Linked DNA regions of Homo sapiens: region 2 is linked to region 1. The links are chromatin loops, found by intact Hi-C in ENCODE. Cell type or tissue: mammary epithelial cell. All regions are shown on one strand. Links, peaks and the distances in the headings refer to the core of each region. The heading gives the core; the rest is flanking DNA. Region 1 has its middle 6.6 kb from the start of SMNDC1. Region 2 holds the start of MIR4680 (microRNA 4680).

Region 1 (9,219 bases), core at 270-8,269:
TTGCATTCAAACTTAATCATGTTTATTTAAAAAAAAGTATCTTAAACCTTTAGTTTTGAAACGTGATATTTATTTTATTGAAAGACAGTAAATAAATAAAATGTAAAGGCTCCAAATTGTCATCAGAATATACAGCTATTTCCTTTCTACTAAAGAAAATTAAAGTATGGCATGATGGCACCCAGCTACTTGGAAGGCTGAGAAGGGCATCCAGAAGTTTGAGGCTGCAGCACACACTGACTGTGCCTGTGAATAGCCGCTGCATTCCAGCTCGGGCAACATAGTGAGATCCTGTCACAAATTTTAAAAAATTAATTTTTTTTTAGATGGATTCTCCCTCTGTCACCCAGGTTGAAGTGTAGTGGTGCAGTCTCAGCTCACTGCAACCTCCACCTCCCTGGTTCAAGCAATTCCCTTGCCTCAGCCTCCCAAGTAGCTGGGATTACAGATGTGCGCCACCACGCCTGGCTAATTTTTTTGTATTTTTAGTAGAAATGGGGTTTCACCATGTTCGCCAGACTGGTCTCGAACTCCTGACCTCAGGCAGTCCGCCCGCCTCAGCCTCCCAAAGTGCTGAGATTACAGGCTTGAGCCACAGCGCCTGGCCTAAATTAAAAAAAAAAAAATTAAGTATAGCTCTTTGGAAATGTGCCAGCCCACTGTAAAGCAGAAGAATATGCAATAAAGTAATACATGTTGGTCAAATAGGTTTTTTTTTTTTTTTTTTTTTTTTGAGACTGGGTCTTACTCTGTTGCCCAGGCTGGAGTGTAGTGGTTTAATCTCAGCTCGCTGCAACCTCTGCCTCCCAGACTCAAGCAAACCTCCTGCCTCAGCCTCCCTAGTAGCTGGGACTACAGGCATACACCACCATGCCCGGCTAATTTTTGTATTATTTGTTTTTTGCTAGAGACAGAGTTTCGCTATGTTGCCCAGGTTGGTCTCAAACTCCTGGGCTCAAGTGATCTGCCCACCTTGTCTTCCCAAAGTGCTGGAATTACAGGGTGAGCCACCTCCCTGGGGCAGAGACTGCATTCTTTATCTCAGCTTTTATTGTATCATTTCCTGACTAAAAGTAGCCCCAGATTTGGCCGCGTTTTTTCTATCTTGACCAAATGCCAAAGGTGATGAATTAGAGTTGTGTACATAATCATAGTAATTGTTTTATGCTCCTTTCTTTAGTCCTAATAAGTGATTTGAATCTTTGCATAATTTGCTGCAGGACAAGCTACTTGCCTTTTTGTGCTTATTGAGTGTTTTTGGATACAGTACATGGAACACATATATCCTGGGATGAAGCTTAGGTGGCATCATCCATTTAAAGTTGATGGAAAACAACCTGAAAATGGTGTTGGTCAGCGCAGGTCTTCAGATGTTCATCAGTCATAGCAATCCTGAATTGTTTGCTTAAATTTGTATTGCACTGCTAGCCTTAGGATGTGCATTTCAATTATTCTGTATTTTACACGTACCATTGAGGAACAGAAGACTGTACCACTAAAAAACAAAAATATGCCACTAAAAACGGAAAACGAGAATTTCTTCAGGTTGAAAAAGATTATAGTCTAAGGCTTTACAGGATAAGAAATGTCAGGCTTTGTTTGTTTGTTTGTTTGTTTGTTTGTTTGTTTGTTTTTTGAGATGGAGTCTCTCTCTGTCGCCCAGGCTGGAGTGCAGTGGCACAATCTTGGCTTACTACAACCTCCACCTCCTGGGTTCAAGCCATTCTCCTGTCTCAGCCTCCTGAGTAGCTCAGATTACAGGCATTTGCCACCACGCCTGGCTAATTTTTATACTTTTAGTAGAGACGGAGTTTCACCATGTTGGCCAGGCTGGTCTTGAACTCCTGACCTCAGGTAATCCACCCCCCCTCAGCCTCCCAAAGTGCTAGGATTACAGGCATGAGCCACCGGGCCTGGCCAGAAATGGCAGTTCTTTTTTTTTTTTTGAGACGAGTCTCGCTCTGTCGCCTAGGCTGGAGTGCAGTGGCGCAATCTTGGCTCACTGCAACCTCTGCCTGCCAGGTTCAAACAATTCTCCTGCCTCAGCCTCCCAAGTAGCTGGGACTATAGGCGTATGCCACCATGCCCGGCTAATTTTGTTTTGTATTTTTAGTAGAGACAGGGTTTCACCATGCTGGCCAGGCTGGTCTCAAACTCTTGACCTCTGATCCGCCGGCCTCGGCCTCCCAAAGTGCTGGAATTACAGGTGTGAGCCACCGCGCCTGGCCTTGAAATGGCAGTTCTTTACTACTTATTTAGAAGTGGTGCTTAATAGTACTCCAACCATACATTCTTAGTGGTTTATATTCTGAGAGCAAAAAGAACAAAAACAAGCAAAAGCCCTCAAACACCACATATTTATTGCCAGTAGTGGTATTGGTAATGTAATTTTGAAACTCAGGCCTACTATAAAACAAACAAGAAATTTATTAGTAGAAACTCTAAGAGGAAAGAAATACAAATATCCTTTTTGTATTTTTAAAAGAAGATCCACCTTCTTTTATATTTGTACTTCTTTCCTCTTATAGTGGGAAAAACTGATGTTAAAACCTCTGATGTTAAATTGAATTAGAATTTTTCATATGTATATTTCTTAGAAGCAATGTCACCCCCCTAGAGAATGCCCACAGCTTGATATCTAAATACCAATCCCCACTAAGAGGAAATAATGTTTCTTAGAGAAATGGCTAATTTCCGGTTTCAGGCGCATAAAGTACAAAAAAAGAAAGTTAAGCCTGAAATACCTTACCAGAAATCAGGGAAGTGCCCCAAAATGAATAAGGTCAACTTAAAAGCCCACAGAGCCCAGCTCAAGTGGGCTCCACTAGCCAAATATGAGTCAATTTGGCCACTAAAAATAATAATAATTCATAGATCATCAAAGCCTTCAATACATTTTAAAAATCTATTAAGTCCAGAGTGATACTCAAAGAGTTTGGGAAGGGAGTTTCTCTTTAAAGAAGAATGCCAGCCAATTCATATAAATAAAATGACGGAATCAGAAAAATCACCGTTTGCAATTCCCAATAATTCAGGCAAGTATCAAGAGAAGCTAAAAACCATCTGGTGAAAGGAGGTAGGGAAAAGGAGGATGTTGGCATAATGTCAAAGTATCACACCTACATACAAAGTATCCCCACAGACTATCCAATAATTACAAAGGGGAAATATACCTTACTATGATGAAATTCAGCTGTCACCAACTTAACCCAGAGATCAAGTTTAGCACCGCTAATTGTGGAACAACCTGATTTTATATGCCTGTTGTTTTGATGCAACATGAAGCACTAATAGCATTACCTGTGAAGGAGGGTTGCCAAAAATGCTTAACCTGAATACAATCAAGTTTATTGACCCAACTTCCAGTATACAAGAAATAGGGGCATAAAGGAATGAGTAAATTGAGCATGAGGGAAGAATTACATCCAGAATATGGGACATTGTATAAGAAAACACCTAAATTCTTCCAAAGGTCAGTGACATTGAAAAGCGTGGGAACTGTTCTAGATTAAGAGGTAATCAGATGTAACAAGTGCAATGGATAAATCTTGATTGATCTTGGTTTTGAAAAACAAAGCTGTAAAAAAAATTTAGGGATCACTGGAAAATTTAAATATGGACTCAATATTAGATTATATTAAATTATTGCTAATTTTATTAGATGTAAAAACTATTTTATGGCTTCTTAGGAGAATGTCCTATGCTGACTATAGAAGTGTCCTATAGAAGTGATTGTTTCAAATTTTTCAAAATGAAAAGTATAGATAGACTGGCTAAAACGCCTTTTAGAATAGTTTTGGGAGGTGTGTACGTGTGTGTTTGGGGATGATGGGGAAGAGCAGAAGATAGTTGCAGGGAACTCTGGGCATTAGCAATAGCTTAACAAGCTCAGAAGTAATACAGGAGATTACAAAAGCATTGTCAGAAACAAAAGACAATAGAAAGCCAGATGGGTCAATGTTTAGCAGGAAAGATGTGGGCAGGAGGCTGTAGCAGTCACCAGGAGCTCTTTGAAGGGCAGGAAGGAAAGCATGATTAATGTGAAAGAATTACTTTGACTTCCCCACATGCAGGAGAGTCAAGTGGGTCTTGCCTTCTGATGTTGTGATAGGAATTTTTTTTTCATTTTTTGGCCCTGTTTAACTTTCTCGTATAGCAGCTCCAGCAGCAGTCTTAAGACAGTCTTTTAAACTCGGAATTCATTGGATTCGTTTGCATCACAGCCCCTGAAAGTACCTTTCTTATCTGGATATTCCCCACCCCATATTCATGTCACTTACAGATCATTTATCTTAGAAAAAAGAGGAATGGTGTGAAATAGTCCACATTATTTGTATTGCACAGTGGATAATAGAGCAATCTTTTAATGAAGTTTGCTTAAACTGAACAACCATGAGTGGCAGGGGATGTACATTCCCAAATGTAGACAGGAAAAAATAAGGCAGTTAACTTGACTTTTTCCAAAAACCAAAATGAATCCCAGAGTTTTGCCCCATGAAGACTAGTGGGCATAATTTGACATGGTCACATTTGCCATTTTGTTGATATGTCAGCAGTTGAAAAACCCCAAAAAACTACACAATGGAGACCTTAATGCTCAAAGATTCCATTAGGTGGCAGTCAGGATACAGGAATCTTTCAATGTCTGATTTCTCCGCCCCCTCCCCCACCTCCTCCAGCCTTAGTGAAGGAATATTGCCAGGTAGCGTGGTGGGGAGAGAGGAGTTAGGGAAAAACAAACACCCCCAAAAAACTATGGCTCGCAGTATCCAAATGATGAAGAACAGCAAGTTTTCTGTGCTCAACTTCCATTTTGGTTCTAATATATATGTTTTTCTTTGGCCTTCCTGTGATTCCTTCCTTTATAAATTCTTCTATATCTAAAGCCCTTTATAGACCACTTGTAATGCTGTTTACATCTCTGTGTTATTAGTCTTAGAGCATAAGTAGGAAGTGTGGCTCATTTTGTTAAAGACCTGTAAGAGTTCAAGGGACTTTTGTAGTGACACTCTCATCCTCTGTAATTATTGCTCATGAAAGGCTCCTGGTGGTCCTGGTTGGCTTTGTACATTGGGTTTCATGGGGAAAGGACTCTAAGTTCTGTGCGAAAGGTAAAGTTTTGGAGAGTGCCCTTGGGAACATCACCTGTGACGGCTGATGGGCAGGACTGGACAGAGGAAGAAGGTGAACTGTTATGCGCTTGCAATAGGGACCTTAATCAGTCCCATAGAAGCTCTGGAACTGGGATGGCCCTTCTGTAACTGAGATGCCCCTGTCCCTTAAGTCAAGGGGCCAGGGCTTTATGTTCACCCATCATCAATTGACCAGCCAATAGATGGGGGCTATCCCTGTGAAAGGGGCTAAGAGCAATTCAGCTAAGAGCTGTCAGCTACTAGCACTCCCAACTGCTAGGAAGATGAGTACCTCAGTCCTAAAGAGGGAATCTGGGAAGCATACCATAACATCTGCTACACAGATGAAAACGACGTACTTTCTGAGTATCACCCCTATTTTTGGTATCTCTGACATTGTCTCTCTTGCAAAAGCTACCCATATTAGAGATCATGAAACATCACCTTCTCATCTTGTTTTCCTTGGATTAAAACTAATGGAGAAATGCCTCAGCACTTCCTGCAGATGATATGTTTGTTTCAAATTGATTTCTGATATATATATATTTTATGCTGTAGGAGAGTTTGCTTATGCAGAAGCATCTCAGGTACAAAGATTAAGCATTTCCTCTGTTGCAGAATACTCCAAAATATTTTGGCACAATTGGTGATGATTTACTCCATCTCATCAAAAAGCCATTAGAGTGAGTTTTATAAAAAGAGAAAGAAAACGGAGAATAAATGATATTTTCTGAAAATAGCCTATTTGCAGGTAGTAAATGTATGATTGGCTAGGAAGAAGATTTTAAATTGATATTTTTGCCTGACCTTGGCTTTTATTGTATTTTGTGACACTGATGCTCTTCCTAATTTTTTTTTCTAGTTTTAGCTGAAGAAATCACTTTCCTCCCTTATGGTCATTTAACTAGTTTTAAAGACCCTCTGAAAGTCTTTTGGATGTATTCTCTTTCCTCTATCCCCTGTGTTGCAAACCAGACTGCCATCATTTCTCACTTTGTCTAATGCAATAGCCTAAGAATGAATTCCTTCCTGAGACGCATCCTCCACTCTTGGTTATCAGATTGATCTTCTGGAAACACCAATCTTAGCAAGCCCACACCTACTCATTGAAATCCTTGGTTAGCCCAGCATATAAGGCCATTGGGGATGCTGTCACAGCCTTAGCACTGGCACACACTCCTTATGTAAACCTGCCCTGTCTTTTCATGCATTTTTGCCTTTGCTCCAAGTGTCTGCTTTACCTCACATGCCTTTCCCCACTTCCCTGCCTGGAAGAATGCCTTTAAAGACCCAGTTTTTTGTTTGTTTTTGTTTGTGTTTTGTTTTGTTTGTTTTTGGTACAGAGTCTCACTCTGTCACCCAGGCTGGAGTGCAGTGGCCCGATCTCAACTCACTACAATCTCCAAACCTCCACCTCCTGGGTTCAAGTGATTCTCCTGCCTCAGCTTCCCGAGTAGCTGGGGCTACAGGCACCCGCCACCACGCCGGGCTAATATTTTTTTGTGTGTTTTTAGTAGAGATGGGGTTTCGCCATGTTGGCCAAGCTGGTCTCAAACTCCTGACCTCAGCCTCTCAAAGTGCTGGGATTACGGGCGTGAGCCACCACGCCCCACCAAAAGACCCAATTCTAATGGGCATTGGTGACAACTTACCAGCTTTCAGGAGTAGAGCTCCTTGCTTCTCTTTTCTGCTCCCTTAGTCTTTTTATATTTGTTAAGAGAACCCTGGACTACTGGGTTTAGAACTGGGAGCCTTGAGACATTATATCCAAGGGGTAGGGGGTAGTCACATCCTGTTCTTTGCATCTTCAACACCTGGCGAGATGAGCCTCCTTGATAACGTGACTGTTTAGTTGGACTACATTTGATCTCCTTGAGAACACAGAGAAAGTATATTTTTGGTATCAGTGAACACTATATTTGACTTTGGCAAATATTCTAAAGATTTCTTGTAATTGGTGTTATAATACTTCTCTGACACTTGGACACATGACATCAATTTCTTCATAAGTTTATTACTATAGTAAAAAGTAAGGAGTGAATGTTTTAGGCATTTTCATTATGGAAAGAACTTCTGATTAATCCTAGTGATAGCATGTTTTTTTACAGCCAATTGAAAGTGATTTTTACATTCATTTGTGCTGGTAAGTATATAGATATGAAAAATGAGAGCTGTAATAGCAGCTTGGTTATGAGCAATTTAATCAACATAGCTCTGGTCTATATTTTCAGCGCTACTGGCTGCCCAAGTCTGATGATGTCTCTACAGGCAACATTAAGTAGAACCAATTAACCTGGCTTTCAGTAGAAGAACAATGTTCATGTAACTGAGACAAGAAAGTAGCTATGATGTATAGATACATGTGGCCATTGATCCTGTGGCTTATGAAAGTATTGAACATGTTCTTTGCATCTTATCTGGAAAAAAAATGAAGATAACATATTTCCCTATATCCTCATAAGACAAACAAATGGATGTGAATATAATAGCTGTTTCTAACAGTTTCTGTGCCACATTTAATGGTCATGGGCTTTTTTGGGGTGTTGATGTTCTGTTTTGACTAATTAGTTTTTTCTTCACATCACTCTCAAAACTATTTTACCATCAAAGGAAGATATGTCAACATTCTTTTTTTTTTCTGAGACAGAGTTTCGCTCTTGTTGCCCAGGCTAGAGTGCAATGGTGTAATCTCAGTTTACCGCAACCTCTGCCTCCTGGGTTCAAGCAATTCTCTTGCCTCAGCCTCCTGAGTGCTGGGATTACAGGCATGCACCACCATGCCCGGCTAAATTTGTATTTTTAGTAGAGACGGGGTTTCTCCATGTTGGTCAGGCTGGTCTCGAACCCCTGACAGCAGGTGATTCGCCCACCTCGGCCCCCCAGAGTGCTGGGATTACAGGCATCAACCACCGTGCCCAGACCTCTTTTTTTTTTTTTTTTTTTTTTGAGATGAGGTCTCACTCTATTGCCCAGGCTGGAATGCATTGGCACAATCTTGGCTCAGTGCGACCTCCATCTCCAGGGCTCAAGCAATCCTCCCACCTCAGCCTCCCGAGTAGCTGGGACCACAGGTATGTGCCATCGTGCCTGGCTAATTTTTTGTATTTTTGGTGGAGATGGGGTTTTGCCATGTTGCCCATGCTGGACTTGGACTCCTGAGCTCAAACAATTCACCCAATTCAGCCTCCCGAAGTGCTGAGATTACAGCCATGAGCCACCACGCCCGGCCCCATGTCAGCATTCTTAATGAGCAGGTGAGACAGCACCCTGGATGGGAATCTGTAGTTCTAGTATGGATTCTGCCTCTCACTAGCTGTGAGACCTTCTGCAGAGAGACCTTAATTTCAGTGGGCCTCCATTTCCTTCCTTATGTTTATTTTTCCCCCCACATTTAAAATTTGTTTTTATTTTACCTAAAATTACCAGAATAGTTATTCCCAACCTACTTTACCTCATTGCCTTATGTAGGATATCACCTCATGAACATTTTTTATTGGTGTAACACTTAAATGTAATACAGATAAAGAGATAGATGTTTTAACTGTATACATTTATTTATTATCTTTAAAAAATAATTTCAGAATTTATTAAATGTAGTTTTAAACACTTTTAAAAATGAAGATATTTAACCAACAGTAGGAATTAAAAAAAGTTGTTAGCAAGTTTTTTCTGGACATATGTCATATTCTTTTACATAATAAGGTCATTTAGACAAATTAGTTTGTGTGCACATCACATTCATAAAGTGAAATACCTAGTTTTATGGAATTAGTCACTTCTGATACTGTTAATATTTAATGAATTCAACCTAAGACATATTTAATCAAAATACAAAATTGTTACATCTTTTATAACTACTATATCTAAATCTCCTTATAAAATATTTATATGAAATCTATAGATGAAGATTTTCCTTCCATGGTCAATTGACCACCAGTTATCTATTAATTTTCTTTAATGAAACTTCCCACAATTTAAAAAATTTTAATGGTTTTAAATATAAAATATAAATATATAATTATAAATATAATATATACTATATATAATACCATGGTTTAAAATATAAATGTAAAGATACCTTTTGTAG
Region 2 (9,135 bases), core at 1,136-9,135, 580 kb after region 1:
GGGATTCATTAGTGAGCAAAACAGATGTGGCCCCCACTCTGGCACTTAACTTGAAGGTTAAGATGTGGGAGTGTATGCCAGGCATAACAGGTACTACATAGGTTTTTTTTTAAAAAAAAATTCCAGCATCTTTTAGGTACTGACTGTGTACTTCAGCTAATCTTCATCATTTATGTATTTAGAAATTGTGACCTATAAAAGTTATTTAACTTTTTTTATAGCTCTTTTTTTTTTCCTTTTTACAGTTGGTGGGCCAGTTTATTGCTAGAGCTGTTGGAGATGGAATTTTATGTAATACCTATATTGATAGTTACAAAGGAACTGTAGATTGTGTGCAGGCTAGGTAAGTAAATCACTTTTCCTACTTAGAATTTCAAAATAGGGGAAAATTCTACAGGATCCTATTGAAATGACACTTGTGTTAATCAGACACTCTGTACATCTGTTTGTCACTTCTCTATATTCTCCACTGTTAAAATGGAGAGACTATTGGCATGATATACCAGGAAGAGGACAGTACTATAATGGAAAAGTTCTGGAGTTTAGCTAAATCATTAATTACCTTCATGTCAAGCCACTCTTCTTTGGGCCTCAGTTTCTTTATTTATGAAACAAAACCATTGGACAGATCTTTAAGTTCTGTTTTCAGGTTCTAGCATTGTGTAATAGTTTAATATTCTAATAAGATGGATAACCTTAAGAAGAGAGGCCTGATTTATAGTTTTATTTTGTATTTATCTACTGTAGAAATCTTAGTCAGAAAGTATCTTTTTCACTCTTGTGATTTAGTATAATTAATATGATATTTGGTATAACTAAATGTGATATTTGGGAGTTATGCTATTTGATTTTTCTTAACTTCTTGGAGACTTGGACTCAGCCATGTCTTAGTTTTCCTCAGGTCTATATATTAACTTAATTTTCTAGGGCTACTTCACATCATAGTGGAATGGTGTCCCTGGGTAGGAAGGCATGGATCTAGGTGAAAGTTAATTATATGTGAAGTGTTTCTTCTCAGTGTAGATCAGTTATTTTGTAATGTGTTTTGATTTTTCTTGAATGAGAAATGAAATAGAGCATGAGAATATTAACATGAGGATCAACTTCTTTTTGCTCCTTTTTGTTTTGAAAAAGTGTTTTGAATTTTATTTTGCTTTTATGTTATGTGAAAGATTTAGGGCATATAGGATTTTGTCAGCTTTATCCCTAATTTAGTAAACTTTAGGTATGTCCAGCTATCAAACTTAAATTTTTTTCTTTCTCTGTAGAGCTGCTCTGGATAAGGCTACCGTGCTTCTGAGTATGTCTAAAGGTGGAAAGCGTAAAGATAGTGTGTGGGGCTCTGGAGGTGGGCAGCAATCTGTCAATCACCTTGTTAAAGAGGTAATGATTGGGTATTGTTTTTAACTTAATTTATATGTATTCCTCTGAGTGAAATAAATTGTGGCTACTAGCTGGTATTTTTATGGACAAAAATTAAGTTCGGTCTTACAGCTGCAATTGGAAAATGAAATAATTTTTTTAATATGTGGCTTTATAACCTTTTATTATAAATTATATGATTAAAAAATGAGTCTGTTAAAATGGCTTTCATGAATAATTATAAGCAAGCCATCTATGAACTTCAAAGGAATGCCTGAAATCTTTTTCTTATAGTATTATTTAATAATTTTCAAATGCTGTTGAAATGAGATTTTCTGTGTTTTAGCTATTCAATAAATACGCTTTTATATGAGCAATTTAAAACTAGATAGTCTTAAATAATGAGTTATGAATTATGAGCACTAGAGCAGATCAGAGTGTTAGATTTTTGTGAGGACATTCACTACCCATATGCATGTTTTAAAAGAAAATTGATTGTAATCCCAGCACTTTGAGAGGCTGAGGCGGGTGGATTGCTTGAGGCCAGGAGTTTGAGACCAGCCTGGTCAACATGGTGAAACCCCGTTTCTACTAAAAATACATAATAATTAGCCAGGCATGGTGGTGCGCACCTGTAATCCCAGCTACTCGGGAGGCTGAGGCACCAGTATTGCTTGAACCCAGGAGGAGGAGGTTGCAGTGAGCTGAGATCACACCACTGCACTCCAGCATGGGTGACAGAGCAAGACTCTGTCTCAAAAAAAAAAAAAAAAAAAAGCGATTTATTGCATTAAAATGCCAGATTTATTCCCTATGGATTTTTTTTTTTTCTGGCTGCAATGTGGTGTCCTATAACAAGAAACCAAAAAACAGAAAAAACTCCTTATCTGCAGATCTCTTTAAGAAAAGGCATGCAACTAGAAGATTTGTAGTTCATGTGCTTCTGATTTTTGAGTATAATCTTTTCATGTAACTACAATTTTGATTTTTAGTAAGTCTTTTAATGAGGTGTGTGTGTGTGTTTGTGTATGTGTATCTAGCTTAAGTGTTAAGGAGTTCAAATTGTAGTTAGAGCCTTGACTGTTTTTGCTTTTATATATGTTAAAATAGATGAGTCAGTGTTTGTAATGTCGTGATTGCAGTATCTGTTTTTTAAAAATTAAACAATTATTAGAAAAATTGAGGTATAAAAATAGTCAAGATGCCAGGGCAATTAGGCAGGAAAGATAAAAGGCATCCAGATTGGAAAGGAGGAGATAAAACTAGTTGTATTCCCAGATAACATGATCTGTATACAGAAAATTTGAATGAATCCACATTTTTTAACTCCCCAAAACTGAAACCAAACTATTAACTAAAAAATGAGTTCAGAAAGGTTGCAAGATAAAAGATCAGTACACAAAATTCAATTCTCTATACAGTAGAAATGAATGATCTGAAATGCAATTATTGCATTTGTGATAGCATCAAAAATAAAATACTTAGGAATAAATTTAACAAGACAAATGCAAGTCTTGTACACTGAAAACTGCAAAACAGGTTGAAAGAAATTAAGGAAGACCTAAATAAATAGAATGATATCCCATGGTTATGGATGAGGATACTTAATATTGTTAAGATGGTAATACTCTCCAAAATTAATATTTTTGGAAACTGGACAAGCTGTTTTATGGTGTGTGAATTCTCTCTCAATAAAGAAAATTGACAAGATAAAAATGGAAATAAAACTGCCAGTATATGAGTTTGAGGTTGACATTATTTGGATATTTGCTTACATGGAAGGGTTGGATCAAAGAAGACTTTTAGAAATGTATAAATGTATTTGTAATTTATCATTCTCAGAAGTGCATGGAATTTGATGGGGGATATTTTTAATACTTCTAAAGTTATGTAACAAATGTTAAAAGTAAGTAATATAATTTGAATAACAAGTACAGTCACGTGCCACATTATGATGTTTTGGTCAGTGATGGACTGTGTGGGATGGTGGTGGTCCCATAAGGTTATAACGGAGCTGAAAAATTCCTATCGTTGAGTGATATGGAGGCAGTTGTAATGTTGTAGCACAGTTACTTTATTTTTTCATAAATTTAATGTAGCCTAAGTATACAGTGTTTATAAAGTGCATAGCCAGTGTATGGGTAATGTCTTAGGCCTTTACATTCACTAACCACTCACTCATTGAATCACCCAGAGTAACTTCCATCCTGAAAGCTCTATTCATATTGAGTGCTCTATACAGGTGTATCATTTTAAAAATCATTTACACTGTTTTTTATTGTACCTTTTCTATGTTTAGATACACAAATACCATTGTGTTCCAATTGCCTATATTATTCAATATAGTGACCTGCTGTACAGATTTGTAGCCTAGGAGCAATAGGCTATACCATATAGCACTGGTGTGTAGTAGGCTATACCATCTAGGTTTTTGTGAGTATACTCTATGATGTTTGCACCATGACAGAGTCATCTAACACACTTTTCAGAATGTATCCCTGTTAAACGATGCATGACTATGCATTAGTTTGTAATTGTAAAAATACTCAAATGCTATGCTTTAAATATTTACTTACATGTAAATATTTAAATACATATTTACTTACATGTAAATATTATATCCTAAAGCATGACAGCAATTAAATTTTACTTTACCTTTTATGAAAATATCTTATAGAAGTTGGAAGGATACTTAAATATGATTTTTTAAATTCAGTCAGCCAACATTCAACATTCAGGCAACTAGATATGTGCCCACCAAATACAAAGGGGATTTTAACAAATAACATATAGGGAAAAATATTCCTAGTTGAAACTCTTGTGCTGAAAAAGTTCTCCCACTTTTTTGAGATGTTCAAGTTTGAGCGGGAAAATCAAGACTTGTCTCTTTAGCTACAGCTGGAAACTGAATTATTGAACATTTTAGATAATGAGTTTCAAATTCTCAGTTGTAGAGAAAAGAGAAACTATGTGGAAATCTTTGCCCTCTCTAGTAATGCCCCATTATCATCTCTCATTTTTTGGCTCTCAGTGCACTATTAAGAGCGTCTTGATAGAAGTGAAATATTTTGTGCCACTTTATGTTGAAACTTTGTTAGTGCCCTCTAGTGGTATTTAAAATCCCTTATTTTTAGTGGCACACTAGAGCATTATGGTCACAACCCAGGACGCATGCATTATAAACCTATTCGTAGTTCTCAGTGATTCAGACACACTGAAGCATTGCATTTGAATCATAATTATGAACCATTTAAAAATTGGGGATTTATTTTTTAATTATGAAAAATTCTGTTGTAATAGTACCACATCCAATGTATATGTTATTAGCTGTTTGTTACCCACTATTTCATTATATTGGAATGAGGGCAAATAATCCTGTAGGCAAGCACGATATTTTAAAAGTTAGGAATTCTGACACATCTCAACTTTTAAATCTAATAGATTGATATGCTGCTGAAAGAATATTTACTCTCTGGAGACATATCTGAAGCTGAACATTGCCTTAAGGAACTGGAAGTACCTCATTTTCACCATGAGCTTGTATATGAAGTAAGATTACCTTGCCATGTCAAAGATAATTATTAAGTGTTCCTTTTTGTACTGTAGCGACTTATGCTTTTTAAATAATGTACATCCTTTTTTTAATATCAAAGGAGGAAGTGGTTATTAAATTTCTACGATTACAGAAGGCATCTAGGTGCATTTTAGGAGCAGTTTCATATATGAATTAACCAAAAATTCACTCATTGATTCAATTTTTAGGCTATTATAATGGTTTTAGAGTCAACTGGAGAAAGTACATTTAAGATGATTTTGGATTTATTAAAGTCCCTTTGGAAGTCTTCTACCATTACTGTAGACCAAATGAAAAGAGTAAGTATAACATTGTTTTTGAACAACTTGTAGGATTATGTCTTAAATATATGATTGAATACAGATTATGAATTGTCAGTGAAATTTTCTTTAGGTATGTTTAGTGTTAATATGCCTATATGTTTTGTTTTTTCTTAATGGTAATGTTTGAGGTTTGAACCTTTTGCAACCATTTTTTGGAAAGTAACACTGCAGTGTTTTTTTTTTTTTTTTTACCTACTTTAACAAATGTAATTATGTATTCTACCTCAAGGGTTCGGTTTCTAAGATGTGACAATTTCTATTTTATATCTAGAGAGAAACATGAACCTTTAACTTTTAACAAATTATAAAGTACTTTTTTCCTATTAAAAATTTTATGATTATTGTTTTAAATGTTTGTGAGGTTTTTGTTTGCCTTGTATTTTTTTAAAAAGGTAGTAAGTGTAAATAGAGAAGTAGATGGGAAAGGAGTTTGCCCAATGTCTGATGTCTGCTTACAGCTCTTTTAAGAGAACAGTATTTAAAAAAAATTTTTTAGCTATGTAACCAGTTTTACTTATTTTTTTATTTATATTTTTAATTTTAGATATCAGAGGGGTATATGTACAGGTTTGTTAGATGGGTGTTTTGTGTGATGCTGAGGTTTGGGCTTCTAATTAATGATCCTGTCCCTCAGGTAGTAAATATAGTACCTGATAGGTAATTTTTCAACTCTTGTCCTCTTTCCTACCTCCCCACTTTTGAAATTCCCAATGTTTATTGTTCCCATCTTCATGTCTGTGTGTACCCAATGTTTAGCTCTCACTTACAAGTGAGACCATGCATTATTTGGTTTTATGTTTGTGATAATTTTCTTAGGATAATGGCCTCCAGCTGCATCCACGTTGCTGCAAAGGACATGATTTTGTTCTTTTTTATGGCTATGTAGCATTCCATGGGCGTATATGTACCACATTTTCTTTGTCTAATCCACCATTGATGGGCACTTGGATTGATGCCATGTCTTTGCTGTTGTGAATAGTACCCGATAAATATACAAATGCAGGTGTCATTTTGGTAGAATGATTTATTTTCCTTTGGGTATACACCCAGTAATGGGATTGTCGGGTTGAACGGTAATTCTATGTTGAGTTCTTTGAGAAATCTCCGAACCACTTTCTACAGGGGCTGAACTAATTTGCATTCCCACCAACAGCGTATAAACCTTCCCTTTTCTCCTCAACCTTGCCAATGTCTGTTATTTCCTGACTCTAATAAAAGAGAACAGTTGTAAAACACTGTAACAAATCTACTTTCTGTGCTTCTCACGATTCAAATCTGACTTCAGTTTAACCATTTGAATATTTGGCCTTAAATACAAATTGATGACATAGTGATGGATTGTGTTTTATGACATTTATTTTATATGGGCTAACAATTCTGCATGTAATTTCATTGTTGTAGGGTTATGAGAGAATTTACAATGAAATTCCGGACATTAATCTGGATGTCCCACATTCATACTCTGTGCTGGAGCGGTTTGTAGAAGAATGTTTTCAGGCTGGAATAATTTCCAAACAACTCAGAGATCTTTGTCCTTCAAGGTACTTTATTTAAATACTACTTTCTCAATGTAAAATAGTGGATGAGATCTTTGGGAAGGTTAACTGCTAAGTTAGTTTATCGTTCCCTGAAGTCACTGAAGAACGTGACTCTTGTGAGTTCATGGAGAAAGAAGGGCGAAGCTTGTTTTAGCCCCCTTGTAAATCTGTACAGGACTGCCTCATGAAGTCCTAGTTTATTTGAAAGAAACTAATCTTGTGGAGCAGGTCCTTTGTTGTAAGTAGTTTCAGTGTTTAGAGTAGGTATTATCAGTGATAAGATGAGAAAATTGAGGCTTAGGGAGGTATAATGTACTTTTTCTAAGGTCACATGGCTAGTACATGGTAGAAGCCAAGTATGAATTCAGGACTTTTCTGGCTTCAAAGATCTAGGCTCTTACCTGTACTGGATGTGGCTTCCTTGACTTCTTTACAGGTTGGAGAATTAGGGCTAATTGGATGTTCTCACTAGAAAGTGTGTGTGTTGGGGGGTGTGTGGAGGATGTTCTCACTGGAAAGTGTATGTGTGTGGGTGATTTTCCTTGGAGCTATTAATATTTTTGCTACTAGTTGGTAAGTTTTTTTGTTGTTGTTAAAGCTAATAATGAAGCTTATAATGTAATAATATAAATGTTTAGTAATAGCTAAACTTTTTGCTTGTGTGGGTCAGTTTTATATAATCTTAAGTTCTTATAATTTTTTATCTGGAAAATTTCTTAAGCTTTGATATTTTTAAGTGCATTGTAAGAATTAAAAGTCAGAAAAATATTTCCTGGTAGGGGCCTTTGCTTTAGAATTTTAGAAGCCATTAAAAGAGAGGGAAAAGAAAGTGATGAAAGATAGTTTAATAGCTTTACTAGAAATGTTTGGAAATACAGACGTTAGCTTGGTGATGGCAGGATTTATGTATGGATGTGCCAAGTGATATACATCAGTAAAAACTCTGAACTTTGGCCTTCTTATTATTGACTGCTTTTTCATTCCCTACCTTGGTCTCATACAGTCTGAAGCCTTTATGTTCAAGATGATGTAGCTGTTTTCCACTTAGACTTAATATGAAAAGGGGCCAGTACCCTGGCATTGGCTTTTTGAAAGTTTTTCAGCCTCTGTTTGAAAGTCTGATTGTTTCTGTGTGGCTTTATTCTCAAGGGTCACATGAGGCAATAAACTTTCTGTGTATACATACCATACAGCTTTGACTTGGGTCCTTCATCTTTTAGCCTATTTGGGTAAGGTGCACATTTGTGTGTGGTTTTGCATGCTTGTGCCTATTGGCCTGGGGTCAGAGAGTAAGGGCTAATGTTGCCTAAGTTCTATTTCCCACTTACTGCTTTAGGCCACTGGCCAGCTGTTCCTTCTGGGCTATTGCCACTACATGTAGGTAAGAGTGTGGTTACATTATAGAGCAGGGCTTCTTGAGTTTGACAAAGCACGAATCCCAAAATGGGGCATAGGCTGTAATTCTGATTTTTTTCCACATTCAAGTTATGGCTTTTCTACAGTTGATAAAACATTTTTTTTTAAATTGCCAAACATGGATATTTTGATAGGTTGCACAGCTCCAGTTTGCATAATTCTGAATTATGTTAGTGTTTCCTATTTGGCTTACTGTTAAGCTTACAAATAATAATTAGAAATTAATTAGAAATAATTTTAAATTTCTAAATAAAATGTTTTAGTTTGAGTCAACTTTTTTTAATGTGACTCTGTTTGGATAGTGAACTTATTAAAACAAAAACTCAGATTTGATATTGATGTTTTATGCTAAGATATATAGTAGGGAGTCTTTTCCAAAGGAATTAGAGGCATGCTTTTTTTTTTTAATGGAAAACCCTTTAAAAGCTAACACGTAACGAAAAAATACCAAGTTTTTAATTTTTTTATATATTGACTATAGTCAGAATTTGTATCTGTTTTCATGTCTTTTTTTTTCTTCATTACAGGGGCAGAAAGCGTTTTGTAAGCGAAGGAGATGGAGGTCGTCTTAAACCAGAGAGCTACTGAATATAAGAACTCTTGCAGTCTTAGATGTTATAAAAATATATATCTGAATTGTAAGAGTTGTTAGCACAAGTTTTTTTTTTTTTTTTTTTTAAGCACTTGTTTTGGGTACAAGGCATTTCTGACATTTTATAAACCTACATTTAAGGGGAATTTTTAAAGGAAATGTTTTTTCTTTTTTTTTTGTTTTTCGAGGGGGCAAGGAGGGACAGAAAAGTAACCTCTTCTTAAGTGGAATATTCTAATAAGCTACCTTTTGTAAGTGCCATGTTTATTATCTAATCATTCCAAGTTTTGCATTGATGTCTGACTGCCACTCCTTTCTTTCAAGGACAGT

Evidence for each region. A loop is a pair of places that touch in the nucleus more often than their neighbours do. Peaks named below come from ENCODE experiments on the same cell type or tissue, not always from the same donor. Only the 100,000 strongest peaks of a DNase experiment are listed, where the experiment ranks them.
Region 2: a loop joins it to region 1, with 9 times the contacts of the local background. A loop is called at or near these places in 10 of 110 quality-filtered maps.

The regions. Positions count from the first base shown.
Region 1 is chr10:110,306,933-110,316,151 of GRCh38, forward strand. No RefSeq gene overlaps it. Among named protein-coding and RNA genes, the nearest start is that of SMNDC1, 6.6 kb to the left of the region's middle. In mammary epithelial cell, for the core only: a CTCF peak has its summit at 4,621 (motif pointing right); no DNase peak of the experiment used is centred there.
Region 2 is chr10:110,889,288-110,898,422 of GRCh38, forward strand. It overlaps PDCD4 (programmed cell death 4), which reads left to right. Exons shown (of 12, transcript NM_014456.5): 7 at 246-343; 8 at 1,269-1,383; 9 at 4,804-4,911; 10 at 5,125-5,235; 11 at 6,661-6,800; 12 at 8,741-9,135. The coding sequence ends at 8,801. It overlaps MIR4680 (microRNA 4680), which reads left to right and starts at 8,803; the gene lies at 8,803-8,868. In mammary epithelial cell, for the core only: a CTCF peak has its summit at 4,503 (motif pointing left); no DNase peak of the experiment used is centred there.